Regions from separate parts of the Homo sapiens genome. Here regions 1, 3, 4, 5, 6 and 7 are each linked to region 2. The links are chromatin loops, found by intact Hi-C in ENCODE. Cell type or tissue: Caco-2. All regions are shown on one strand. Region 1 has its middle 27 kb from the start of ZNF697. Region 2 holds the start of LOC124904388 (a long non-coding RNA gene). Region 3 overlaps HAO2 (hydroxyacid oxidase 2). Region 4 overlaps LOC124904390 (a long non-coding RNA gene). Region 5 has its middle 13 kb from the start of LINC00622. Region 6 has its middle 41 kb from the start of LINC01780. Region 7 has its middle 42 kb from the start of HSD3B1.

Region 1 (4,000 bases), 200 kb after region 2:
TAAAAAAAAGTTGTACAAAAACTTAAAGGTGTACGTTCAGGAAGGATGTCATAGCGGTGCCATTTGCGTGAGTCAGTAGCCAACAGTCACCCTATGCCTTGAGATTTAAATGAAGTTCACCTGGGAATCCTAACCCTGTCAGATGTACATTGCCCTCCCTGTGATTTCTGTGAGTTATGGCAGTTTTATTTTCTCACAGTTCTTTCTATCTTGCTCAGAGCTCTGGTTCTGTCTCAAGCCCACTTGCATCTCACCTCTTTTAGCCTGTCTTGTCTTTTTGACTTGAACCAATGTACATGTGAAATTCAATACCCTTTCCTTACCTATCTTTTCAAGATAAAACAAGACAAAGCAGAACAACAAAAACACCTCCCAAGCCATCTGAATGTGGATTTTTTACAACCACACAAACTGACTCATTCAAAAATTAATATTAGACTTTCTCATACATAAAGGCCCTTTGTCCTCTTGTCCTCTTTCCCATGAAGAATTTCTCACTGGCCACATTTCTCCATGGGCTCTGGTATCCTGCTTGTCACTTGACCTTCTCTCTCCACCTCAAGCATTTCCTGACATTTTATCAGTTCTGTGTTTTCAGGATTTGCTTTCCCATGGACTATTTAGAGACAGTCAAAATACCCAAGGGGAATAAAATCAAGCTTTTAAAGAATTAAAATAAGTTTTATTCACAGTCCTTACTGAGGACTATAGACTGAGGCCCATAGCCCAGGAGGAGTCTTTCAGAGAGGTCTGTCGGACTCCTCTAAAGCAGTGTTTCAGCCCATTGGTAGGTAGGTGGTGGAGGTTAAGTATATGCAAAATCACATCTATGTTTGGGTGCAAGAGTACATTTGATTACAGTTTACTAAAGCACATTTGGTTATAGGTAGTAGAAGCATAGTGACTAAGCCCATGAGATGTTATCGTGTGTAAGAAAAGGCAAGGGCTAGCTAGGGTCAATTAACTTTTAAGAAATATAGTGACTCAGACAAGAGGCATGGGGGATGTGCTCTATCCTGTTTTGTCAAAGTATCTTTCTGGAGAGCTGCAGGCCTCACAATCAGGGGCTTTGTAAAATTACCCTGGCAAGCAGAAACAGGCAAACACCGCTCCTTCCGTTTGTTTGCTACTTTGTCTCTCGGTATGCAGAACAATTCTGCTTTCTAACCCTCTCCATTCCTGGACCTTCTTTGCATGTCTAAAGCTTTGATAACATCTAGACTACTGGAGGGACCATTAATTTGGCCTCAAGCTTTAACAGTACAGAAAATGGGTGGAGGTTTCCACATTTCAGACTTCCTTTTCTCTTTTACCCACCAAGATTTACAAGTAAAAGGAAGCAATATGGATACTTGTTTTCCCTCTGCTATGAAATATGCCTTTCTTCTTCCCTTACAAGTGGCTACAGACAGTTTGGGTTTTAAATATTTTTTTTCACCAAGCTACATTTGTAAAAGTAAGAAAATTAAAAATGATCCAAATGATCATCCATAGAAGATACCAGGTTAAATAAATCATGATACAATAGACTGAAGGATGTAATCGGTCCAGATGTTCTGAAATGGAAAGATGACCAAAATCTATTGTTAAGATACAACAACAACAACAAAAATGTAAGTTGAAAAGCCAGTTGCCCGAACGTATGTGTAATATGAAACCATTTGGCAATGTCTGGATGCATTATTGGTTGTCACAACTAGGCGGTGGTGGTGGTGGTGGTGAGGCTACTACTGGCCTCTAGTGGGCAGAGGCCAGGGTTGCTGCTTATCATTCTACAATCCACAGGGCAGCTTTCCAAAGAATTTGCTGGCCGCAAATACCAACAGGTCTGAGATTAAGAAACCCTGTTCTAGATGAATATACACCAAACTTTCAACAGTGGATATCTCCAAGAGTTGAATTATAGAGGAATTATACTTTTTCTAAATTTTTAATCTATTCGCATTTCTTGTAACGAGCTTATTATATTCAGAAAAAAATGTGAAAAGCTATAAACAGTTGGAAGAGCTTGCACATAAAAAAATAAATATTTCTAATCAAATTACACAGAAGATGAGCAGATAGGGAGAGAGCAGTGCCACAGAATCTAGGACAGGAGAGACCTCCCTTCCCAAGGACACCCAGTTGGGAGGGAACTCAGGTAAGAATCAGCCCTTCATTCAAATGGAGGAATTTCCTCCCGAGAGCACATCTCACCAATAGCCAGTTCTTTCCTAGTCTCACGGGGCGGTGCTCTGTCTTCGGAGATTACGGGTGGTCGAAGGGGAGGGAGGCCGGGTGTGGAAGCTTGTGTTCCTCCCTGTCTGAACATGATACCCAGAATCCAGGGGTTTGGAGAATGTAACTGTTAGGTGCTTAATAGAACATAAAAGTACACGTGAAATAGAAGTCATAGTGCTATTTATTCTTCCACGGGGCAAATTTCCCTTTTTAATTTTTCTCTAGTTGTTTTGTTACACTGGAATCTCTTGAGCGCCATCTGGTGGACAGATTTCCATCACCCAATCAGATGGTCAGCCTTCCCCACAAACATTTTAGTCACACTATGCCTCTGTCCGGCAGGATCATGTCTTGTCTTCAATGCCCCAGCACTTTGTGCAGTTGACACATTATAGGTAACCAGAGTCTGTTTGTTGAAGTAGTAAACATTGGTCCATTAGAAGCTGGGAGTGAATATTGAAGTCAGGTATGAATTGGCATTGGGAAGAAGGAGCTGAAAAGCAGGAATAAGCTGTCCTGATTGTGAAGGGTGAGTGCAATGCCGGACTGAGAAATAAAACTAACTCCAGGCCAAAGAGCGTTGGAGATTCCCAACAGGCTCCCCAAGGACACACAGGGAGCCCAGTAGAATTTTCCTGGAGCCTACTGAATTTCTGCTAGGAGTGGACTCGGCCCTCTGCCCAAATGAGGTGCCATGAGGTACACAAAGGCTCTAATATGTAATTTGACACTTCCCTGGGTAAAACAGAAAGTACACTGGCCAGACCCCAAAGTAAACTTACGTACTTCCTCTTTACCCCTTTTTTTCTGCTTTAAAAAATCTCAGCGATTCTTTCCTGCCTTTCTTTTTTTTTTTTTTTTTGAGACGGGGTCTCGCTCTGTCACTCAGGCTGCAGTGCAGTGATGCGATCTCGGCTCACTGCAAGCTCCACCTCCCGAGTTCACACCATTCTCCTGCCTCAGCCTCCCGAGTAGCTGGGACTACAGGCGCCCGCCACCACGCCCGGCTAATTTTTTATATTTTTAGTAGAGACGGGGTTTCACTGTGTTAGCTAGGATGGTCTTGATCTCCTGACCTTGTGATCCGCCCGCCTCGGCCTCCCAGAGTGCTGGGATTACAGGCGTGAGCCACTGCGCCCGGCCTCTTTCCTGTCTTTCAGCTCTGCTCCTCTCAATTCCCCAATAACACAATCCCTAGTCTCCTAAGAGTGGGCCCCAGGATAGTCTGCAAACTCATCACCTTCTAAGGGGGACTGCTGTCACTGAGTGGTCCCAAGTGGGCACTAGAGGCCAGTGTTGCAATGTTTTCAGTCTTTTCAAAAGAAATAGAAATCTTTATTATCTTGTGAAATCCCTTAGTTTGGAGCCAATATTGGCTCCAATTACTTTTGAAACACTCCATGGGCCAAAAAGCACTTGTGTTTATGGCCAACAATTAGTAACCCATCAAAGAGGCTCTCTGGACTGAGTGTAGTGGCTAATGCCTGTAATCCCAGCACCTTGGGAGGCCAAAGTAGGAGGATCACTTGAGCCCAGGACTTGGAGACCAGCCTGAGCAACATAGCAAGACCCCGTCTCTACAAAATTTAAAAAATTAGCTGAGTGTAGTGGCGTGGGTCTGCGGTCCCAGCTACTTGGGAGGCTGAAGTGAGAGGATTGCTTAACCCAGAAGGTTGGGGCTTCAATGAGCCATATTCTTGGCACTGCACTCCAGTGTAAGTGATAGAATGAGACTCTGTCTCAAGAATAAAAAAATTAAAAAATTAAAAAAAGAAGATTT
Region 2 (4,000 bases):
CTTCCTGCTCAGGTCAATTTATACCTATTGACCTCCCTTCAACTGCCACACAGTGACATTGTCCAACAGCATGGTCACCTTCTCTTACAAGAAGGCTCAGCGAGATCTGGCGTATAAGCCAATTTACAGCTGGGAGGAAGCCCAGCAGAAAACCATGGAGTGGGTTGGTTCCCTTGTGGACTGGAACAAGGAGACCCTAAAGTCCAAGACTCAGTGATTTAAGGATGACAGAGATGTGCATGTGGGTATTGTTAGGCGATGTCATCAAGCTCCATCCTCCTGGCTTCATACAGAAGGTGACAAGGGCACAAGCCCAGATCCTGTTGCCTCCCTTTCACACAATAGCCAACTTATTATCTTCCTGTGCCATCAAAACCTGTGCAGTCAGTGGCCTAACCAAAAGCTTTCTGTCCTAATCACATGCCAGAGGACACACAAGGTGATTTGCTGTTACCAAATCTCGTGGCCTGATTCTGAACAATTTGGGATCTCTTTTAACTTGAGGGTCTCTTTCGACTACTATAGCTCCATTTCCCCTCTTAAATGAGAAGGGATTTCTTTTCTTTTAAATCTCCTATTTCTTCACAGAGTTCAATGAAAAGAGTAATAAATGATTTAATGCTTAAAGTGGAGAAAAGTGTGGTTACTGTTAATACATACTTTTCTCCTTTCTTTTACATTTCCAGGTATCACCATCTCTCATTTAGAAGAGTAGGCTGAAACAGGGGTTAGGAGGTGGGCAGAGTAGTGGGAGGGTCAGGGAGGGCGGATGAAGACTGAATGAATAAGCTCTACTATGTTTCACACATGTACAACATAACCTACATATGACATATATTATCTCATTTAATACTCATCAGAAATCTATGAGGTAGAGTGACAATTTCCATTTTATTAGCAAGGAAACTTGTGCACAGTCACACTGATTAGTGACTAGGCCTGCTATGAGGGAGTTGGCCTTGAAAGTCCTTATCTTTCCACCCAATTACACAGCCTGAACTGGTCTTGTCCGTGGTACAGCAGAGCACTGAAGCATGGGGTGCCGATTTATGGGAGAGCCCCGGCTACCTTGGATTACCTCCTTCTTGCCCAGTCCCTTGCAGGGGACTCTCTAGAATCCAGGAGAATCCTCGAGGAGTATCTGGAAGGGTTTGCATGCCTTAGCAAATGGCCCTGAGCAGGGCAGAGAGAAGCAAAAATGCATCCAGCCTCCACCTTCAGTGCCAATTTCCTTGAAGGTCTGTAGAACACACCTGGCTATATGTGTGTTGATCATTCTGGTTATTCATAACCCTGCATTTCACCCTTCCAATCACCCAATGAAGCCACATCATGGGTTCCTGGGCAAGTAAAGAAAACAAGTGTGAACTTTCCCCAAAATATACCTTCTATTCAGCCTCAAAGTAGAAGTCTACTATCCCATATCCCCAGATTTAATGGTCTCTCTCTCCTTTCTCTTTTTCATTTTAAATTACATCTGTTCTTCCTTCATTCTTCCATCTCCTTAGCCACTTTCTTCTCTCTATCTCCCCTTTAATCACTGGTCCTCTCATTTGTCTCAATTTCCATGAAGAGATGAGGCCAATCAATATAAGTTTGGGGACTTCAATGATGACATAGTTATTAAGCAACCAACAAAAACACAGTCAAAAGAAACACTGTCAGGGGCATCAGGGACAGAATTGAGCGGAAGCAGGTGAGGAGGTTGCTGTGGGTCAACAGTGTGGGGAGGGGAAGCTATCTCCTCTGGACCTGGATGTATCACAGCATGATTAGAGTAATACACAACATCAAGATGACTTCTTTCTTACAGAGGAAATTTACAGATCATTAATCAGTTGAATTTGATTACCACAAAGGAATTAGTTTCAGTGTTCATCCTGTAGAGTAAAGGAAACCATATTCTGGCCCAGATGAACAGGTTTCCACCATCGTCAAAACCACAAGGGACAGATGATCAGCACTAGCATCAGGGGGTGTGGCCCCAGGCAGTGGGGTAACGTGGAAAATGGAACACCCATCCTTCCCCGGCCACTGCACAAAATGCAAGAGCCAGCATCTGTCCAGCTCTTGAAAGGCATGCACACCATCCGTATGTTAATGTCAAATAGAATGGGAAGAAAAGGAGAGTGGTGGAATCTGAGGAAAGAGCCCTTCCCCCTGGTTTTTCAGCCTTGCGAAACCCCACGCCTATAAAACCACCAGGGCACTTTTCACAGGGAAGGTAAAGAAAAGGACATATTTTCAACGGGCAGCAAGGGTTGCTTAAAGAAAGAGACGAGGGAATCGGATGGGCCAGGATTCTCAACTGAACAAGCAATAAGGCCTTGTTGTGTTGTGGCCAACAAAATGTGCCATCACTTCTTATACCTGAGGGTGTGAGGCTGGCGGAGCTCCTGCACCAAACTCTGCTGCACCTCACGAGACTCACCACACAGCGGCAGCAAAGTCTCAGAGGGAAGAACAAGGAAGGAAACCTGACCCAGCACGGACTTTTAGGTGTCTTTTCTCCACCGGGGTGGCTCTGCAGGGTACCTGGCAAAGGAATGAATGAAAACACAGGCAAGTGCTCAGCCACCAGCTTAAGGGTTTAGGTATATGTGAGTACAGAGAATGGAGCTGAGCTGAAGTCACTGGGAAAAGCCACAGGAGCCAGTGGGGCTTGAAGGAGGCCTTGGATTCCTGGTTCCAAGGCAGGGGGCACAGTTTGGGCAGTGGTGAAGAGGAGGATGAGGGACATGAGGATGCCCACCCGCCTTCTGGGAAACGTGTACAGAGGGCAGATGAGGAGCTCAGGTGCAAGACTCAGCCATGGACCCGACAGGCAGGCTCCCAGGCCAGGGATGGAGTGGGGAGCCCACAGTGGCCTAGAGAGATCTTGCAGAAAAGTGGCCAAAGTCCAACTCTTATGTGAAATCTTTTCATTTCTAAATATTAGTGACTAACCCTAAATTTGAAAAAGCAGTGTGAAGACCAGCTCCAGGGGAGGGATATGTGGGCTAGTGTTCAAACTGTATGTGTAACATTTTGTATCTTAAAAAGTGGGTGGCGAGGTGTCAGCAGCAAATCTGTTCATTCTTGGTGATAAGTCCCAAATATACATTATTATATAATATTCTCAGTTTTTCTGTATGTTTAACACAGGTCATGATTTTTTAAAAAAATTAAATTCTGTGAGGGAAAAATATGCAAATTAACAAAACACATTCAAAGGTTGACCCCAGGCTTAAGGCCTCCGATTTTCCACTTCTGCTCCTGGTCTAGCGGTCCAGTGGGGGAGATAAAATACGAGACATGTTAGATGCTGTGCACAGTAAATGTGCGGTGTCATAAGAGAGGATAGTGCTTCTGGAGGATCCATTCCCCTGGGCATTCATGGGGTTCTTGCATTTGGACTGGATATCAAAAGATGGGTAGGATTTCAACAGACAGGAATGTGAGTGAAAGTATTCCAGGCAGAGGCAATGCAGTCTGCAAAGACCCAGGTGGGAAAAGGGGTCACTTTTAGGCAACAATGAAACCAGACCAGAGAGCACAAGGCCAGGGGAGAAGTGGAAGATGCACCTGGAAAAAAATGATGGGCACAGACCATGATCACTCATGATCACCCCTGGAGACACCCTGCCTCCTTCCTTCAGTTGCCTTCAGAGTAGGAATTCTGTGACCCCTCTTAAAGACCACTTGACATTCAATTACTTCACATATAATATGCCTCATCTTCTCTCAAAAATTGGACTCCAAGGAAAAAGAATGTCTCCTCTAGCTGTAAATATTGATGGTGATACTAAAAGATGGGACATCATTCACTATGCAATGGGAATTGTTCAGCTGTCCCTGGAAGATTATGATGGCAGTATTTCGTAGGATGGACTGAAAGAGATGCTGAGGATACTTCAAGAATCTAGGTAAGAAATGAAGGCCTGATTTATATGTTGGTAACAAAATGGAAGACAGGGGCAACCGAGGTAGGCCTGAGGCAGAATGGCCACTAGTTTAGACA
Region 3 (4,000 bases), 100 kb before region 2:
CGTGGTGAGCCAGTAGTAGAGCTGAGATTTCAGCCTATGTTTGCCAAGTGCCAAAGCTTATAATATAGTCTGTCTTCTCTACTCCACTGACTCCCTCAGTCATTAGTTCCTTGGGCACAGTTGATCGGTGGAAAGCAATGGCCTTCAGAAACACAGTCTGGGTAGTTGCCGTAGACAGAGAAGCCAGGAGGAAGGCAAAGAGAGAAAAAACTGCACTCCATAGCTGGGCTCTTCCATCCCCAACTGCTCTGCCTTTTCTCCTCTCTCTCCTGCTACAACCCAGTGATTGCCACTGTGAGATATAGGTACACCTGCAAGACCTGAAGTCACTAGTGGACAGAGTAGACGTCAGAGCCTGTTTTGGAGCTTTGTGTGAATTCTGATGTCTGTTTTGCACATTCTATCCTTGTTGAGCAGATGAAGAGGCAGGTGCAGTGATCTCACAGTGTCACATAGAACTCCTTTCCCAATGGCCTGGATTTTGTGGGAATTGACCAAGCTCATTTTATGCAACTCTCTGACCATTCAGAACAGAGACTTAAATGTCTCCCCCATACCAGTAACACTCCATACTGGCTCAAAGACATTGGAAACAAGTCAGAAGGATTCCAGGTCAGGCTTTGCCATTTCTGTTGCATTAGCTTGGATACTCACGTGAATTATCCGAGCTTTAATGTTTTTATCTATAACATGGGGCTCATACATACACTCTCTGATTGCCCACTGGATTGTTGTAAGCACCAAATGGAATAACGTATAGAAGAGTGCTCTGTAGACTGTTAAGACAGATTTAAACATAAGAAGTTATTTTTTAGTGATTGGCTGAATAATTAAGATTTTTTTTAACTTTCTGATTGAGTTATGATTTTTTGAGGGAAGAAAGCAAAGTTGCATATGTCCATGACATTTTAATCCTCTAAGGTCCGTGCCAACTCTGTCATTCCATAAACCACACTTGGCTGTGCCCATTTTCTTCTTTCTATAGTGCTTAAGAGCCAGGCCACTGGAATCGTGACACATTACTAGATATGTAATATTGAACAAAGTATTTTAACCTCTTGAACTTCAGGTTTCTCACCCGTGAAATGGGGATGATAATATTTGTGTTGAACATTTCCACAAGGATTAAAACAGTCATGCATGTAAAGCAATTTACACAGTGCATGGTACATCATGGAGTACTTGAAAAATGGTTGCAATATTATTGTCGTTATTATTATTCATATTAAGGAACCATCATGCTGCCTCCAGGGCTCTTTGCATAATCAAATTATTCCACTGTTTGAAAGAATAAGAAAGTCCTTATCTTTCAAAACACTATATAAACATTTGGATCAATGTCTCCCAGTATGCCCTAAACTATGTTCAACGCTCTATGGACAGCACACAGTTTACAATATGGCTGGGTTCCAAAACTCTACTTGGAGGGCATTTGTTTGAAACTCAGAACAGATTTTCCCACAAAAGAATGCTATTAAAATAGCGGTTGGATTCCCAGGTGACTGAAAATACCCACTTGATACACAAAATAGCAGAAGATCTGGCATATTTGCAATGCAAATTACTGTAAAGCAATGTTATTGTATTGCTGGTCATTAACCAAAACTGAAAACTAAGAAAACTGTGTAATAAATCATTTTTAAAAATTTCTTGTATATGCAACTGATGAAGAAAAGTAGGCTTAATTAGAGGAAGAGATAATTCAGTGGAAATGTAAGTAAGAAATGTTAAGATGCCTTTGAGGGTATTTTCAAAGGTTTTTGAAGTTCTTTGCTAGGTCTAATGCGACTTCAAAATTGTTTCACTTTGTTCTTCTTGACATAAGGGACTACATAGCACAATTATTTTTGGTTTGCAAATGAAAAAGGAAATGAGATGGGAGAGATTAGGAAAAGAGAAGAAGGCGTGAGAAAGATTTCCCTGAGAAAGGCACTCAATAGTTTGGAGAAATCGAGAAAGGAGGAAGAGGCACATCTGTGTAGTAAAACGGATTTCAATTACCTGGTCTGAGAACAGGAAAAACAGCTGGTGTGACAGGCCGTACCTCTTGTAAAAGGGAATAGTGACAAGACTGGTCAAGTAGTTATCCACTGAAACCATAAGGTGGTGCCACGGGACCAGAAAAGTTCTTGAAAAGAAAGACCTCCAGGCTGGGGAGGAGGAGCAAAGGCAGGCTTGAGCACCCAGCTGTTTGTTGTTGGCAAATATGTCTAAATATTGTGCTGGTTCCCTGTTCTATACTTTATTGCCATGAAGTAAATGCTGAACTAGAATGTTCATATGACCTCATCTAAACAGCTCCCTGTGTTTATGGGCAAAGAAAGCACAGAATATGAGTACTTGAAGGACCTCAGCTCAGCTTTTAATTTCAGGTGGCTTCAAATCTATCATGGATTAAGCTGAAATACACAAAAATGTATATTTTCTCAAATGAGGAAACTGAGACTTGGAGCGAAGACATGTAGCCTGCCACTGTTCAAATAAGTGTTAGTAGCTATCTCTCTTGAAGCAGCCTGCCTCTCAGGCTGCCACACACACCACTCCACTGACTGGATGAAGCAAAAGTTTATTCCGTATTCCAACTTCAAGTGGAGCTCCTTTTACTGGCATGGCTAAGCAGGGTCAGAAGGAGTAGAGGTGAAGGTGGAATGATAAAATCTAGTGTAGATGAGTTGAGTCTCTAGAAATCTTGGGTCTGTGCTGAGAAGCTAATTCTCATGTAAGGAGAAGCTAATTCTAAGTTATATTGCCAGGCTATCCAGAAGCAATTTCAAGAGTCATATCGTATTTCAGAAAGAACCCTAAATGCAGAGACAGAAGACCTGAGTTCATTTATTAGCTGTGCTGCCAAACTTGTGCACATCTCTCTGTCTCTCTAGGGTCCTTCTTGGCTCCATCAAGCAAGTTATTCTCATAGTCTTCCAATCCTCAATAGGCAGGATGTGTGGGAGGCAGGACAATGGTAGGTAATTGCCTAATTAGGTCACAATAACTTCAGAGTGAGCATGTCCTTAACATAAACATGCCCCACCACGGCAAATCTCAAAAACTCTTTCAATCCGTGACACACAAAGCTCCTAGAGTAAAGCAAAGATATGAGTCACTCCCTATCATGACTAAAGAAGCCACTCTGAAGAACTCAAGCATCATACTCCTCATGGTAGAACATGCTTACAGGTTGAGAAGGGAATTTTCATTAGTAGAAACAAAAAAAGGCTAATGAGAGTGGTTGAGGAGTGGCAGCCTAAAAAGGAGAGATTATTATATAAATCAGAATAAAACAAACAAAAAAAGGGCCATTATGGTTCAGAAGGCTCCTGCATCCTTGATTCACAATGTGTGAGAGCTCAGGGAAGAAGCCAGAGCTGATTCTGGGCTGACAGGCACCAGGAATTAATCCTTGCCAGATCTGAACTGGACTGGCTTCTTTTCCCCTCACTCCCATACAAATGCCATCCTTGATTCCTCAGATCACTGCAATGTTAGAAACACTCAGTTCCCTTTTTACTCTGAGGGCTGACCTGCTGTTCCTGGGCATCCAAATTCTTCCCCCTGCCCTCTCTTCCCCATGCTGGGGGCTCATCTGCCTCAGTCACAGGAGCATTTTCCAGTGCCATTGATTCATGTCTTCCCTGAACCCAACACTGCCATCTGCACATGGCTCTCCTAGTCTCCATCAGCTCTGGGACCCTTCTCCTCTCCCATCACCTCTTTCATTCTCAGGGTCTCCTCTAGCTTCAGCCTCTCCCCTGACAGTGCTGTTGTTGACAATGCCATGGTGATGGCTATACCCTTTGTATCCACTATCCTTGAGGGGAAGACTGATTACAGCATTTTCAGCCAACTTTGAACAGTCTAATCTCTCAAACTAGGCCCGTAAAATGTAGCCTTGATATTATCTGACATTCCATTGGGAAACTTGGCATAAGTTCCTAAAGAACTAGGCCAGAGGTTCTGGAAGGACACCATCCTATAGCACCAAGCAAGTGTACCTTAAAGT
Region 4 (4,000 bases), 190 kb after region 2:
AAATCACTTTGCTGTCCTAGGAAAGGCACTGTTAGCTCACATGGCTGAAAGGAAAGCTAATGCTACATTTTTTTTTTTTACCCTGCAGGTTAAAGAGTTAAAAATAGAGGTGAGATGCTTATTTCCTTACACTTTTTCCTGCATTTTTCTTCATTTCATCACGCATTATACCCCACATCCAGGTGCTGGTCTTGTGCTTTCGGTTACATGTTGAGTTGTGTGGAAGGGCAAGCCAGGTTTATTTCAATGGAAGAGTGTTCATTCATCAAATTGACCTACCATTATACAACACCAATGCAGATGACACACTCTACCAGGGTGTGGAGAGGAGTGTGCACAGTCCTCACACTCAGGAAATTTACAGCCTCCTTTGGAAGATAAGACATGCCTGTAAAAAGATAATCGAAGGCAGCATATGATCAGCACTAAACCACCAGGAAGAATAACTGCTCTTCATGTCAGAAGAGGGAGAGAGAGCACTTCTCAGCGGGTGGTCAAGGTAGGATTCCTGGAAGAAGGCCGGTTCTGAAAACTGAGAGAGCTGTTTATTTTTGGGTAGTGGAATCATGAAATGAATCACAGAGAGAGGAAGTGAAAGGTGTGTTTGGGAACAGCAACAGCACCAGGTTGACTTTAGCTAGGCCCACTAGGGGAGGAGTAGGAGATGGGGCAGGAAAGTCAAGCTGAAATTGGATTGTGCAGATCCTTGAAAACAATGCACAGCAGTTTGAATTCATTAAAATAAATAAGATTCAACGTAAAACACCAGGCCTACATAGGCACTTAATAAACTGGGGAGGTTTGTGTGCAACAATAGCAGAAAGAGTGAGAGCTTTGGAAATAAGGTCAGCCTGAGTCAAATTCTAGCTCTGCCATTTATTAGCAGTGTGACTTTGGGCTACTTAATTTCTCTGAGTTTCAGTTTATTCATCCCTAAAATGTAAATACTTCCCATCTCACACAGCTATAGAGCAGGGATCAGCAAACCTTTTCTGTAATGAGCCAGATTGTAAAGATTTTAGTCTATGGACCATGCAGTCTCTGCCATTGTATGGTGAAAGCACATTGACAATACGTCAACAAAAATTAGCAAGCCTGTGTTCCAATAAGACTTTATTTACAAAAAGTCAGCTAGCTGAATTTGATCTTTGGGCCACAGTTTACCAATCTCTGTTACAGAAGATTAAATTAAACATCTATAAAACACCTAGCACAAAATAGATTTTCCATAAGCATTCCAACCTTTGACAATTTCTTTTGTCCCCTCATGAAGTGGCTTCTATCTCCATTCCCACACTCTGTTGTAGTTGAGACTTATGCATGTATTATCACTTGTTTGTCTGTGGTGCGGCCATAATATTGCCCCATAAAAATGGATTTCAAAACTGACAGAGTTTTTGAGGTTCTTAAGAGGATTATTTGCTAAAGGCATACAGAAAAAGGACCTTTGCTAGTCATAATCTTAAGTGAGAACCATGTCCAATTTCTGGGCTGAGGGGATATGAGGCAACGTGCTCTGTTCCATCCCTTCACTTAAGGCTATAAGAAAAAAGCACTGAACTCCACACACTGAATTTGGAATGAAAGGGAGCCCCCTCATGGAGGTTTACGAAACACAGTTGAATTCTGTTTCACTACTCCAACTAGGATTAACCAAGATGAATTTAACTTGTGAGCAGTTGGAAAGAGTTAACTTACTCTTTCCAAGCCTCTCATGCTACCTCTCTCTCTCTCTCTCTCTTTTTTTTTTTTTTTTTTTTTTTTTTTTTTGGAGACAGGGTCTCATTCTGTCCTCCAGGATGAAGTGCAATGGCATGATCATGGCTCACTGCAGCCTTGAACTCCTGGGCTCAATTGATCCTCCTGCCTCAGCCTCCTGAGTAGCTGGGACTACAGGTGTGCACCACTATGCCTAGATAAATTTTTATTTTTAGTAGAGACGAAGTCTCGCTGTGTTGCCCAGGCTGGTCTCCAACTCCTGACCTCAAGCATCCTTCCATCTTGGCCTCCCAAAGTGTTAGGATTATAGGCATGAGCCACCATGCCTGGTTGTGTTACCTCATTTGGTCAACAACTGCATTGTGAGATAATTTTGCTCCTGAGGAAATTGAAAAAGAAGTAGTTACAAATTGGGCCAAGTCTGCACTTCATAAGTCAAAGCAATTTAGAGAGAGCAGGCTAGGTGTTGGAGGTGGGACACAGTGGAGAAGGCTTACCAGGGCCAATAGTGGGATGCTTTGCCAGGCCCCACAATTTTATGTAGGACCTGTTGTCAACACCATATCACGCTGAAATACAGTAAGATATCATCAGCCTTTCTCACTGAAGCCTCTCCCACTGCAAAAGAGTTGTAACTGAGCTTGCTAAGCTCTAGGCACAGCAGCCCTCCAGCTGGTAAGCCAAGCTAGCCAACAGGATGACCTTCATGGCTCTTTACCAACAACATCGTCCTTTAGAGTCACAGGACACTCATTTGCAACTGGCTCTTCTTCATCCCCTCTCCCCCCGCCAATAAATCACCTCCTTAGTTGCTGAATGAGGCTTGTTGGCTGTGGGACCACATCCCTGGGCTCTGCATTGCAGCAAGTATACACAGTCACCCAGGAGCCCTCTGTCATCGCCTGCGAATACTAGAAGCATGAGAATAAGAAGTAAGCCCGACCATGTTGAGGAAGGGGAAACTAGCTTTTGTTCCACAGAGTGAAACCTCAATAAATTGGCCATCTGATTCCTCCTTGAACTGTATAAATAATAGAATTTGTAAGGTAAATTAAGAGCACCAAGACTGTAGTAGGAAGTATTCTATTAGCTTAAGAAAACAGACAGATCTGAAGCAAACCCAAGTACAACTCCTAAGGAGTCTTGTTCCTTAAAGCAGTAGTTCTCAAACTCAGCCTCTACTTATTCTGTAAACCATAATTTTTTTAACTGAATTTGAATCAAATAATGGCATTTCTCCAGGGAAAAAAAAGTTAATGGGAAAATTTTCTCAGTTCTATCTATAATTGTTTACCATTTACTTATACTAAATCTAGTGTGAGCACTAATATATTCTTTTAGTGAACATTTAACATAGCAGTATTTTATCAAATTTTTATTTTGTTTTATTTTTGGTGAAGAGCACTTTCACCTCAGCCTATTTTTCACCTGAACATGTTTAAGGACCATTAAGATCAACACTACTCACAGAGTGTTATCTAAGAACAACGGGCTAGCTAGTATTTCATTATTCTTCTGCTTTAATGACAAAACAAATTTCCAACTTGAATGCAATTTTACTGGATCAATCTCTTATTTACTTCACTCTGCAGCCCATTAGAATGAGAATTTTCTCTCCTTGGTTGACACCCATTCTAAAGAATTGGGCTCTCTCCTTGATGGATCTCCAGGATATTCAGTGTCCAGTTGCCTCCCTCTGTTGCTGATCTCTGATAATCCTTATCATAGGGCTGACTTCCCTGTGAGCCTTGTCTTTATGTAAGGACCTAACTGGAAAGCCAGAAGACAAGAACTGGCTAGAAATGTTAGATGTGTTGGCTAAATATGTTGACCAGGAAGAATTAGGTTTGCCACATTTAGGTTAGAATCTTCAACTGATTGTGGGTCCAAGTTCATTTTTTTTTTTTTTTCTAATTCTCAGTTTCTTAATTTGCTTGTCCAGGCCTTACCAATAGACTTGCATGTGGACATGAGCAACACTGTTCCTGAAGGTCCTGTGTGTGCTCTGGGCACATAAGCCTCCTAACTGCCATGGAGATTTGGGAAAAATGAAGTAGATGTCCAGCTGTCTCTGGTGGGGCCCATTCTGGGACCCAGAAACCAGATTAGTAGGGTGACCAATCATCCTGATTTGCTTGGGACTGAGGGGCTCGTGGGACTTTGAGTTCCAAAACTGGTAAAGTCCTGGATACAAGAGGCTCAGGTGATGTATTTGCTGGTTAGAAAGGACTAGAGCCTTGTCTGTAATTGAGGTTCAGAGGTCTACTGAGCTATCTAAAGA
Region 5 (4,000 bases), 140 kb after region 2:
ACAGTCACACTAACTGATTAATGGCTAGGCCTTCTAAAAGGCAGTTGACCTTGAAAGTCCTTATCTTTCCACGGAATCACACAGCCTGAACTGGTCTTGTCAGTGGTACAGCAGAACACTGGAGCATGGGGTGCTGATACTTTGGAGGGCCCCAGCTTTTTTGGGTTACCTCTTTCTTGCCCAGTCGCACGCAGGGGATTCTCTAGAACCCAGGAGAATCCCTGAGGGGCATCTGAAAGAGATTGCACGCCTTTCCTAATGGCCCCGAGCAGGGCTGAAAGAAACAAAAACGCATTCAGCCTCTACCAGCTTCGGTGCCAATTTCCTAGAAGGTCTCTAGAACACTCCTGGCTATATGTGTGTTGGCCATTCTGATCATACATAACCCTGCATTTCACCCTTTCAAATCACACAATGAGCCACACCATGGGTTCCTGGGCAAGTAAAGAAAACAAGTGTGAACTTCTCCCAAAATATACCTTCTACTCAGCCCAAAATTAGAAGTCTATTATCCCACATCCCCAGATTTAACTGCCTCTCTCTCTCCTTTCTCCTCTTCTTTAAATCACATACTTTCTTCCTTTATTCTTCCATATCCTTAGGCTCTTTCTTCCCTCCATCTCCTCTTTAATCACTGGTTCTCTCATTCTTCTCAATTTCCCTGAAGAGAGGAGGCCAATCAAGACAAGTTTGGGGACTTCAGTGATGACACAGTCATTAACCAATCAATGAAAACACACTCAAAAGAAACACTGTCAGGGGCGTCAGGGACAGAGTTGAACTGAAGCAGGTGAGGAGGTTGCTATGGGTCCAGAGTGTGGAGATGGAAGCTGTCTCCCTCTGGACCTTTGTGTATCACAGCCATGATGAGAGTCACATCCAACATCAAAATGACTTCTTTCTTACACAGGAAATTTACAGATCATTAATCAGTTGAATTTGATTACCACAATGGAGTTAGTTTCAGTGTTCATTCTGAAGAGAAAAGGGAACCACATTCTGGCCCAGATGAACAGGTTTCCACCACCTTCAAAACCCCAAGGAACAGATGATCAGCACTAGCATCAGGGGCGAGTGGCTCCAGGCAGTGGGGTAAGGTGAAAAATGCAACACCCCTCCTTCCCCAGCCACCGCACAAAATGCAAGAGCCAGCATCTCTCCAGCTCTTGTAAGGCGTGCGCACGATCCATATGTTAATGCCAAGTACCACGGGAATCAACGGAGGGTGGTGGAATCAGGGACAAGAGCCCTTCCCCTGGTTTTTCAGCCTAGTGAAACCCTACACTTAGGAAACCACCAGGGCAATTTTCACAGGGAAATGAAGGAAAATGACAGATCTCCGACGGGCAGCGAGGGGAGTTCAAAGAAAGAGACGAGGGGGCCGGATGAGTCAACAGTCTCAACTGAACAAGCACAAACGCCTCGCAGTGTTGTGGCCAACAAAATTTGCCATCCCTTCTTACACCTGAGAGTGCCAAGCAGGTAAAGCTCCTGCACCAAGCCCCGCTGCACCTCACGTGGTGCACCACACGGGGGCAGCAAAGGCTAAGAGGGAAGAACAAGGAAGCCTGACCTGGCCGGGATTTTTGGGTCCTTTTTCTCCACCTGGGTGGCTCTGCAGGGTACCTGACAAAGGATTGAATAAAAGCACAGGCAAATGCTCAACCACCGGCTTAAGGGCTAGGTGTATATGAGTACTGAGAATGGAGCTGAGCCGAAGTCACTGGGAAAAGCCACAGGAGCCAGTGGGGCTTGAATGAGGCCTTGAATTCCTCAGTCCAGGCAGTGGGCACAGACCGAGCAGTGGTGCAGAGGAGGATGGAGGGGCATGAGGAGGCCCCTCGCCTTCTGGAAAGCATGTACAGAGGGCAGATGAGAGAGCTCGGGTGCCAGACTAAGCCACAGACTAGACAGGCAGGTTCCAAGGGCCAGGATGGGCCAGAGCCTGTGATGGACTGGTGAGAACCGGCAGGAAAGTGACCATTATGATGTGAAATCCCGTGATTTCTAAATATTAGTGACTAACTCTAAATTTGAAAAAGCAGTGTGAAGATCTGCTCCAGGAGAGGGATGTGTGGGCTAGTGTTCCAACTGTATGTGCAATAATTTATATCTTAAAAAGTGGGTGGCGAGGTGTCAGCAGCAAATCTATTCATTCTTGGCGATAAGTCCCAAATATACATTATTATATCATACTCTCAGCTTTCCTGTATGTTTAACATAGGTTATAATTTTTTAATAAATTAAATTTGGTGGGGAACAAATATGCAAACTAAGAAAACACACTCACAGCCTGGCCCCAGGATTAAGGCCTCCGATTTTCCACTTCTGCTCCCAGTCTAGTGGTCCAGTGCGGGAGATAAAATAGGAGACGTGTTAGGTGCAGTGCACAGTAAATGTGAAGAGTGCCATAAGAAAGGAAAATGCTTCCGGGAGATCCATTCCCATAGGGGATTCATGGAGTCCTTGCATTTGGGCTAAATATCAGAAGATGGGTAGGATTTCAACAGACAGGAATGTGAGGGAAAGTATTCCAGGTGGAGACAATGGAGTCTGCAAAGACCCAGGTGGGAAAGGGGTCACTTTTAGGGAACAATGAGACCAGACCAGAGAGCACCACGCCAAGGCAGAAATGGAAGATACACCTGGAAAGACATGATGGGCACACACAGGATCACCCGGGGCCACCCCTGGAGACGACCTGCCTGCTTCCTTCACTGACCTCAGAGTAGGAGTTCTGTGTCCCCATTAAAGACGACTTGGGCTGGGCACAGTGGTTCACGCCTGTAATCCCAGCACCTTGGGAGGCTGAGGCAGATGGATCACCTGAGGTCAGGGGTTCGAGACCAGCCTGGCCAACATGGCGAAAGCCCGTCTCTACTAAAAATACAAAAAATTAGCCAGGCAAGGTGTTGGCGCCTGTAATCCCAGCTACTTGGGAGTCTGAGGCAGGAGAATTGCTTGAATCCAGGAGGCTGAGGTTTCAGTGAGCCAAGACTGCACTATTGTACTCCAGCCTGGGTAACAGAGTGAGACTCTGTCTCAAAAAAAAAAAAAAAAAAAAAAAAAAAGACAACTTGACATTCAATTACTCCACACATACAACATGCCTCATGTTCTCTCAAAAATTGGAATCTATGGGAAAAGAATGTCTCCTCTAGCTATGAATATTGATGGTGATGCTAAAAGCTGGGACATCATTCACTCTGCAATGGGAATTGTTCAGCTGTCCCTGGAAGATTACCTTGGCAGCACGTTGTAGGATGGACTGAAAGAGATGAAGAGGATACTTGAAGAATCTAGGTAAGAAACGAAGGCCTGATTTATGGGTTGGTAACAAAACAGAATACAGGGGCAACTGCGGCAGGCCTGAGATAGAATGGCCGCTAGTTTAGACAGGACTGGGTATTGGCACAGAATTCCCAAGCACACACTTTCTCAAGCCAGAAACCTGGATGGCAGCCCCCCACTCCGCCCACCTATCATTCAGCGCTACCAACTTTACCTCCACAACACCTCTTGAATGTGTCATCTTCCTCCCTGGTAACATCATTCCTACTCGTACCCCCAACAGGCCTCCTTGTCTTGGAGAGTCACCCATGAAACCTATCCTCAGCAGTGTTGCCAGAGTTCTCTCCAAACTAGTCTCACCATGTCACGCCCTTTCTTAAAACCAACCACGAGGGGGAGCCCCAGGACTGTCAGGGTGAGCCTGTGAGCCTTAGCATAACAGAGGGCCTCTGAAGACCTGAGCCCTGCCTGACACTCCAGACTAATTCTCATCAATCCCTGCCCTATCCCCAGATTCTCCTACTTTGTGCCTCAACAACTTTCCAAACTCAGCGCTTCCTGCATGCAGCATGCTTTTACATCTACCCAGGCCAGTGCACTGCGTTCCTTCGGCTTAGAGGGTGCCAAGCTCTCCTGCCAGTGCATCCTTCCCAGCTCCTTATTCACCATCCAAAGCATCTCTTTTTACAGCCTCCATGCTTTGTGCATA
Region 6 (4,000 bases), 190 kb before region 2:
TGACTTTTAAGATGTATCTAATATCTAATCTCATATGATCATAGTGCAGAAATAAAATCTTCCAAGGAGTTATGTTGATTATGAGAAAGTGCTTCTGTGTGTTCTCCTCAAACTATGTGTTCTTAGTCTCCCCAGAGAACCATGAAATCTGCTTATTTCTTATGTAGTCAAAGAATTATCATGAAATTCTCCTCACTGGGCAGGAATTTTGTGCTCCATACCTTCTTTCAGTTACAATTCACAGTTAACATACAATAAATAAATAAATAAATAACTGAAATACACATTTTCACTACACCATTCATTGTAATAATTGTCATCACCTTCTATAGACTTCTTTGCCTGTGATTAATGACAAGTTGAGGTGCTGATTTGGACACTAGCATAGGAAATCTGGGTGACATTTGGCTAAATGTACTTGGATTAGGAGCCTCCTGAGTAGTGAGACCAAAACCCAAAGATAATTGTTAATAGTTTATTATTAAATATAAAAGCATTACATTATTGGTGTTCAATCACTGAAATCTTCCCTATAAACTTTATAAAATTAATCAGGGAAGAAGGGAGGGAGATAAACAAAAATAAACAAGCTTGCAGCACATTCCGCATTACTCATGAGGGAAGCCTGCTCTCGGACCTGCTTCCTTACAGTTGTTTGGTGCCTACTGTGCTAGAATCAGGTAGACCCTAGATTATAGTTCTCCTGAACTGTTCTATAGATAATGACTTGAATATTATGAAACATTACATTTTCCAGTTGAGATATTCCTTCAGTTTCTGTGTACTGATGAAACTACTGACTCAGCTGGTCTGAAGGATCCCAAGAGGAGCTGACTCACCAAACAAGGCAGTTTCCACATCCTAATGTTTTCATCCCTGCTTGCCCCAACCAATCAACAGCCTCAAGTTTCCAGCCCCTCACCCTCCATAATCCCCTTAAAACCCTAGCCAAGGACTCCTCATGGAGATGGATTTCAGAGTCTCCTTCCACCTCCTTGTGCAGTGCCCTGAGATCGTTAAACTCTTTTTCTACTGCAAATCCTGCTGTCTCAGCGTATTTAATCTGTTACTGCACAGGGGGCATATGAAACTGTTGGTCCTATAACATCAACAGTAAAGCAACTATAGAGTACTGACCTAGAACACTTACTTCCTTTTTCCTATTATCCCTTTATATCTTACATGATTATATTCTAAGAATACCCTCTATTATTGAGGAATAAAACCATACACAGGCATATTGGACACACCTGGCTCAACATTTCTTAAACTGTTTACTCTAATAAAAATGTTATCAAGATGGAAAAGATTTTAGTTCAATTTATTCTGAAGTGGAGCAGAAAAACATGGTAACCATGTTACCATCCCTGACAGCTCAGCTTTTTTTTTTTTTAAGATGGAGTCTGGCTCTGTCTCCCAGGCTGCAGTGCAGTGTGATCTTGGCTCAAAGCAATCTCTGTCTCCCAGATTCAAGCGATTCTTCTGCCTCAGCCTCCTGAGTAGCTGGGACTACAGGTGCATGCCACTGCACCTGGCTATTTTTTGTATTTTTAGTAGAGATGGAGGTTTCACCATGTTGGCCAGGCTGGTCTTGAACTCCTGACCTCAAGTGATCCACCCGCCTCGGCCTCCCAAAGCACTTGGATTGCAGGCCTGAGACACCGCGCCTGGCCTACAGCTCAGCCTTTCTTACTTCACACCCTGCAATGACTCCCAAAACACCTCTCTGGAACACTTTGGTCTCCATAAGGCATAGTTTGAGGAGCAGTAAGTAGAAAAAATGACCTCTAAAGTTTTTTCCTTGCTAATACCATGTGGGTTAATACGGACCTGGAGGACAAACCTCTTAGAGGTGCAAAGTGGAGTGGTACTATCACCAACTCCAGTCAACTAGTTCTTAATCAACAGAGCAAGACTGGGGAGAAGGATCCAGTCAAGGAGTATGGAAACCTATTCCAGCAACAGGAGGTCCCCCGACCCTCCACTACAGCCCCACCCCTGAACCCACGGTGTGCAAAACACCTAGTCAAACCACTAGGTGGAGCCAAAATCTTTGAAAAAGATGCGTGCTGAGTTGTCTGGAAGCATGTGTAACCTTCGCATGAGAACTGGGTTCCTTGATAGGTTAAAAAGGAAAAAAAAAGGAGAGAGCATTCTGTAATGTCATGAGTCTATATTGGTTTCCGCCTGCCCAGAGATTACTTCTCAATTTTATCTAAGCCCTTTGTAAAATTTTGAAGTAAAAGGCCTCAGTATTTAAGTTACTGATTGGGTCCTACCGCCATCTCTAGATTTCTTGTAGTGTCCGGTTCAGATGCTGGTTTAATAGAAACATCACTCCACAGGCAGAATGTGTGTAAGCAGACCTGGAGATGAGCAAATCCAACTATCTCAAAGTGACCATCTAACCTCAGCTGAAGCACCTCTAGGTATATGGAGTCACCAGCACTCGAAGCAACCCATTTCCTTTTCTGCCACATATGTTTATCACACAATTCTTGCTTTCTATCAAGCCAAAATTTGTTTCCCTGTATCTTCCACTTTTTGTTTCTGGGTCTAATCTCTATATTGTAGGGAATTAGTCTAGTCATCTTAATAACAGTCCTTCAAGCATTCAAACAGCCACCATTGCTCCTGGGTGTCTTCGGTTTTCTAAACCAAAATCTCTTCCTTATTTATTGGTTGTTCCCTTAAACAGACTATAATTCTGTTTTTATTGTGACACTAGAATCATCTTCATAGCAACAACTGATATAACATATCAAGGCATTTTTGTCTTGCTAAACAGCAGCAGAGGCAGTAAACACAGTGTCATCTTAATAATAGTTTAGTAGCTTTAGGTGACTGGAATGCAAGAGACATAGAGGAACCTTGAAAAATCAAGGCAGAGAGTATGGGAAATGGAGCTGGGAAAGGCAAATCAGGCCAGGATAGGAAAGGTCACATATTTCTCCTTTGCATTTATCTGTCATCCACCCATCTTTCCTTTTATTCTACCAACAAATATATATTGAGCAATTGGCACCATAATAAGCCCTGGGAAGAAAATAGTGAGCAAAACAGACATAGTTCTTGACTTTAGGCAACATGCATTCTAGTAGAGAAAAAATAGACATTAATCAATAAAATCATATGAGTATATATTTATAAATGGCAGCAAGTTCTAGGAAGTAAAAGTGTAGGCATCTATGAAGGAATGTAATGGGGGGCTGATCAAGTTGGGCATGGAATGTTCAGGGAAGGCCTTCCTGGAGGAAGGACCATTTCAGCTGAGATGTAAAGGAAAAGAAGTTAGTTATTAGGCAAAGAGGAGGTGGACAGGGTCAGATGGAGGAAAGCATTCCAGACGGAACAGCATGTACAAAGATCCTAAGGTAGAGAAACTAAAGCAGTGCCAAGATACCCTGAGGATGAAGATGAGGGTAGAAGTGGTGAGAAATGAAGTTAGACAGGGGCACGGTTAGGGGACATTGAAGGTCAAGCTAAGCAGTTTAATCTTTATTTCATGAACAGCTAGAAGCCATTAAGGGAGTATTATCATGTCCAGAGATGGTGGCTTACCCTGTAATCCCAGCACTTTGTGAGACAGAGGTGGGAAGATCACTTGAGGCCAAGAGTTTGAGTCCAGCCTGAGCAACATAGACTCTATCTCTACAAAAATAAACATTTTTCAAAAGAAATATATTTTTTAAAAGCCCAGGCACAGTGACTCACACCTGTAATCACAGCACTTTGGGAGGCTGAGGCAGGAAGATCCCTTGAGTCCAAAAGTTCAAGACCAGACTGGCAACATAATGAGACCCTGTCTCTACAAAAAATTTAAAAATTAGCCAGGTGCAGTGGTGTGCACCTCTAGTCCCAGCTATTTGGGAAGCTGAGGCAGGAGAATCCCTTGATTCCAGGAGTTTGAGGTTACAGTGAGCTATAATCATGCCATGGCACTCTAGCCTGGGTGACAGAGATAGACCCTGTCTCTTAAAAAAATAAATAAATAAAGTAT
Region 7 (4,000 bases), 74 kb after region 2:
CTTACACAGAAAATTTACAGATGATTAACCTCAAAGCACCAAGGGACAGGTGATCAGCACCAGCATCAGGGTGGAATGGCCCTAGGCAGTGGGGTAAAGTGAAAAATGGAACACCCCTCTTGCCCCATCCACTGAACAAAATGCAAGAGCCAGCACCTCTCCAGCTCTTGTAAGGCATGCCCACCATCCATATGTTTATGACAAATAGCATGGGAAGGATAGGAGGGTGGTGGAATCTGGGACAAGAGCCTTTCCCCCTGGTTTTTCAGCCTAGTGAAACCCCACTCCTATTGACCAATGAGGGCAATGTTCACAGAGAAGTGATGGGAAAGATTATACCTCCAATGGGCAGTGAGGGGTGATCACAGAAAGAGAGGAAGAAATTGGATGGGCCAGCAGTCTCAACTGGACAAGCACAAAGGCCTCGGAGTGTTGTGGCCAACAAAATGTGCCATCCCTTCTTACAACTGTGGGTGCCAGGCAGGCAGAGCTCCTGCACCAAGCAAGCCTCGCTGAACCTCACGCCATGCACCACACGGAGGCAGCAAGTCTCGGAGGGAAGAGCAAGGAAGCCTGACCCAGTGGGGATTTTTGGGTCCCTTTCCTCCATCTAGGTGGCTCTGCAGGGTACCTGGCAAGGGAATGAATGAAAACACAGGTAAGTTCTCAGCCACCGGCTTAAGGGCTAGGTGTATATGAATACAGACAATGGAGCTGAGCTGGTCACTGGGAAAAGCCACAGGAACCAGCGGGACTTAAATGAGGCCTTGAATTCCTGGGTCCAGACAGGGGGCACAGCATGGGCAGTGGTGCAGAGGAAGACGAGGGGCATAAGGAGGCCTCCCGTCTGCTGGGAAGCATGTATGGAGGGCAGATGAGGAGCTCAGGTACTTGACAAAAGTTTCCACCACCTGAGAGCCAGGCTCTGAGGGCCAGGATGGGGCTGGGAACCCGTGATGGCCTGCTGAGAACTGGCAGGAAAGTAGCCAGAGGCCAACTTTTATGTGAAATCTCTTGATTTCTAAATATTAGCAACTAACTCTAAATTTTAAAAAACAGCTCAAAGACCTGCTCCAAGAGAGGAATGCGTGGGCTAGTATTCAAAATGTATGTGTAATATTTTATTTCTTAAAAAGTAGGTGGTGAGATGTCAGCAGCAAATCTGTTCATTCTTGGTGAAAAGTCCCAAATATACATTATTATATCGTATTGTCACCTTTTCTGTATATTTAACATAGGTTATAATTTTTTAATAAATTAAATTTGGTGGGGAAAAAACATGCAAACTAACAAAACACATTCACAGGCTGGACCCAGGATTAAGAGCTCTGATTTTCCATTTCTGCTCCCAATCTAGTGGTCCAGTGGGGGAGATAAAATACAAGACATGTTAGGTGCTGTGCATAGTAAATATGCAGAGTGCCATAGAAAGGAAAATGCTTCTGAAGGATCCATTCCCACAGGGGACTCATGGGGTCCTTGCATTTTGGCTGGATATCAAAAGATGGGTAGGATTTCAACAGACAGGAATGTGAGTGAAATTATTCCAGGCAGAGGCAATGCAGTCTGCAAAGACCCAGGTGAGAAAGGGGTCCATTTTAAGCAGCAATGAGACCAGACCAGAAAGCCCAAGGCCAGGGGAGACATGGAAGATACACCTGAAAAAAATGATGGGCACAGGCAGGATCACCTGGGGTCATCCCTGGAGACACCGTGCCTGCTTCCTTCATTGCCCTCAGAGTAGGAATTCTGTGCCCCACACCCCCTTAAAGAAGACTTGACATTCAATTACTTCACATATAACATGGCTCATCTTCTCTCAAAAATTGGACTCTACAGGAAACGAATGTCTCCTTTAGCAATGAATATTGATGGTGATGCTAAAAGCTGGGACATCATTCACTCTGCAATGGGCATTGTTCAGCTGTCCCTGGAAGATTACCTTGGCAGCATGTTGTAGGATGGACTGAAAGAGATGAAGAGGATACTTGAAGAATTTAGGTAAGAAATGAAGGCCTGATTTATGTGTTGGTAACAAAACAGACTACAGGGGCAACTGCGGCAGGCCTGAGACAGAATGGCCGCTAGTTTAGACAGGACTGGGTGTGGGCACAGAATTCCCAAGCACACACTTTCTCAAGCCAGAAACCTGGATGGCAGCCCCCCACTCCGCCCACCTATCATTCAGTGCTACGAACTTTACCTCCACAACACCTCTTGAATATGTCGTCTTCCTCCCTGGTAACATCATTCCTACTCGTACCCCCAACAGGCCTCCTTGTCTTGGAGAATCACCCATGAAACCTATCCTCAGCAGTGTTGCCAGAGTTCTCTCCAAACTAGTCTCACCATGTCACTCCCTTCCTTAAAACCAACCAATAGGGGGAGCCCCAGGACTGTCAGGACGAGCCTGAGAGCCTTAGCAGAACATAGAGGGCCTCTGAAGCCCTGGGCCCTGCCTGACACTCCAGACTAATTCTCACCAATCCCTGCCCTGTCCCCAGATTCTCCTACTTTGTGCCTCAACAATTTTCCAAACTCAGCGCTTCCTGCATGCAGCATGCTTTTATATCCACCCAGGCCGGTGCATGGTGTTCCTTCCGCTTAAAGGGTGCCCAGCTCTCCTGCCAGCACATCCTTCCCAGCTCCTTATTTACTATCCAATATGTCTCATTTTACAGCCTCTGTGTCTTGTGCATATCGAGTTGCACTCTCACTGATTTTTCATTTATATATCCTGTTCCGCACCCCTACACTGCCGTGTCTTGAGGACAGTAACTCACCATGTCATCTCTCTGTCCCCAGTGACTGACACAAAATAGACACATGGGCTGATGGAGGGATGGATGGATGGAAGGATGAAACACAAGTAAACTCATCTGTTAGAATGGAGAGAGGAAGGGATAGACAGTCAGGGAGCAGAATGCTTTGAATGACAAAGTAAGAAAGAATTCACAGATGACTTTTCAAGGTGTCCATGAACCTGAAGAAGCTAGATCATCATAAAGAGATCCAGGAGAAAGAGAAGGCGCACGGAGTGTATGGAGCTGAGAATGAACTCATTTGTGTGATATGAAGAGTGAGTGGGGTTGTGAGAGGCCTACAAGCAGGGAAATGGAAAGGCTGATGAAAGTGAAGCCCAGCTGCCAAGGTTATAAAGGGACTGGGAATTAAATCCAAAACCTGAAATGGCACAAGGCCCAGAGCATTTTTATACTATAAGAAAAAGAAAATTTGTTTTAAAAATTAAATTCAGAAGAGAATCTCACACTCTTAGGCAACTCAAGTGAGGATCACTCAACATCTCTGGCTACATGTTCTTCTTGAGACATCAAGAGACTCTGGTGGCAATTTGGAGGGATTTTTTTTCCTTTTTTTTTTTTTTTTTTTAATCATGGACCAAGATGCCACCCAAGTCTAATGAGCAGGGAATGGAGTCGGTGATCTGAGGCATGAAATAGGTTCATTATGAGGAAGTGAAGGGGGAAGGCTAGATGAACAGAAGAAAGTGGCTTGGCCACTCTGTCCCCAAAAGCAGGGGGCACTGGGGTCAGTTGCAGACTCCAAAACAGTCAGTAATCTGTTCTGGAAACCTGAAGCTCCCTATTGAACAGCGGACTCTTTCCTCAAGAAATGGAAGAACCAGCACTAGCAAAGTCAGCCATTCTTCCTAAACAGATACTGGTGACAGAGGTGTGGGCATGAGGTGGGCTGTGGGACTATTGTCATCCTAGCATGAACCCTGGCCACTGAGGTAGGAATACCCTTCTCATGAGCCCAGACCTAACTCCTTCCTGCATCAGCTGGAGTCTGTCAAATCCCTGGTGTAGCCCTGAGCAGAGCAGTTCCATGGGCACATGGCCTGTGCCATCACCCAGGCCCTGTGCTTGGCTTAAGGGGCTGCCATGGGACCCCACATTTCATTTTGCACTGATCCCTGTAAAATATGCAGGCAGTCTTGATTATGAGAACTTCTTTCAGCAGCAGGCAAAACACCTGT

What was found. Peaks named below come from ENCODE experiments on the same cell type or tissue, not always from the same donor. Only the 100,000 strongest peaks of a DNase experiment are listed, where the experiment ranks them.
Region 1: it touches region 2 in a loop (6-fold over the local background); 8 of 110 quality-filtered maps call a loop at or near these places.
Region 3: it touches region 2 in a loop (16-fold over the local background); 6 of 110 quality-filtered maps call a loop at or near these places.
Region 4: it touches region 2 in a loop (6-fold over the local background); 8 of 110 quality-filtered maps call a loop at or near these places.
Region 5: it touches region 2 in a loop (13-fold over the local background); 5 of 110 quality-filtered maps call a loop at or near these places.
Region 6: a loop joins it to region 2, with 23 times the contacts of the local background. A loop is called at or near these places in 5 of 110 quality-filtered maps.
Region 7: it touches region 2 in a loop (4-fold over the local background); 8 of 110 quality-filtered maps call a loop at or near these places.

The regions. Positions count from the first base shown.
Region 1 is chr1:119,673,262-119,677,261 of GRCh38, forward strand. No RefSeq gene overlaps it. Among named protein-coding and RNA genes, the nearest start is that of ZNF697, 27 kb to the left of the region's middle. RefSeq lists an enhancer at 2,365-2,866. In Caco-2, a CTCF peak has its summit at 2,441 (motif pointing left); DNase peaks (open chromatin) are centred at 2,230 and 2,500; H3K4me3 peaks cover 273 bases.
Region 2 is chr1:119,473,587-119,477,586 of GRCh38, forward strand. It overlaps LOC124904388 (a long non-coding RNA gene), which reads right to left and starts at 2,939. Exons shown (of 2, transcript XR_007066503.1): 1 at 2,371-2,939; 2 at 875-1,340. It also overlaps the pseudogene HSD3BP1. In Caco-2, a CTCF peak has its summit at 2,423; a DNase peak (open chromatin) is centred at 2,445.
Region 3 is chr1:119,370,601-119,374,600 of GRCh38, forward strand. The region is part of intron 1 of HAO2 (hydroxyacid oxidase 2); the gene reads left to right. Among named protein-coding and RNA genes, the nearest start is that of HAO2-IT1, 3.7 kb to the left of the region's middle. In Caco-2, a CTCF peak has its summit at 2,085; a DNase peak (open chromatin) is centred at 2,111.
Region 4 is chr1:119,661,770-119,665,769 of GRCh38, forward strand. All of the region lies in intron 1 of LOC124904390 (a long non-coding RNA gene), which reads left to right. Among named protein-coding and RNA genes, the nearest start is that of ZNF697, 16 kb to the left of the region's middle. RefSeq lists an enhancer at 679-728. In Caco-2, CTCF peaks have their summits at 1,573 and 1,830; no DNase peak of the experiment used is centred here.
Region 5 is chr1:119,610,264-119,614,263 of GRCh38, forward strand. No RefSeq gene overlaps it. Among named protein-coding and RNA genes, the nearest start is that of LINC00622, 13 kb to the left of the region's middle. In Caco-2, CTCF peaks have their summits at 1,515 (motif pointing right) and 3,659 (motif pointing right); DNase peaks (open chromatin) are centred at 1,558 and 3,688.
Region 6 is chr1:119,284,763-119,288,762 of GRCh38, forward strand. No RefSeq gene overlaps it. Among named protein-coding and RNA genes, the nearest start is that of LINC01780, 41 kb to the right of the region's middle. In Caco-2, CTCF peaks have their summits at 2,027 (motif pointing right) and 2,228; a DNase peak (open chromatin) is centred at 2,049.
Region 7 is chr1:119,547,437-119,551,436 of GRCh38, forward strand. No RefSeq gene overlaps it. Among named protein-coding and RNA genes, the nearest start is that of HSD3B1, 42 kb to the left of the region's middle. RefSeq lists an enhancer at 2,250-2,544. In Caco-2, no CTCF peak of the experiment used is centred here; a DNase peak (open chromatin) is centred at 2,395.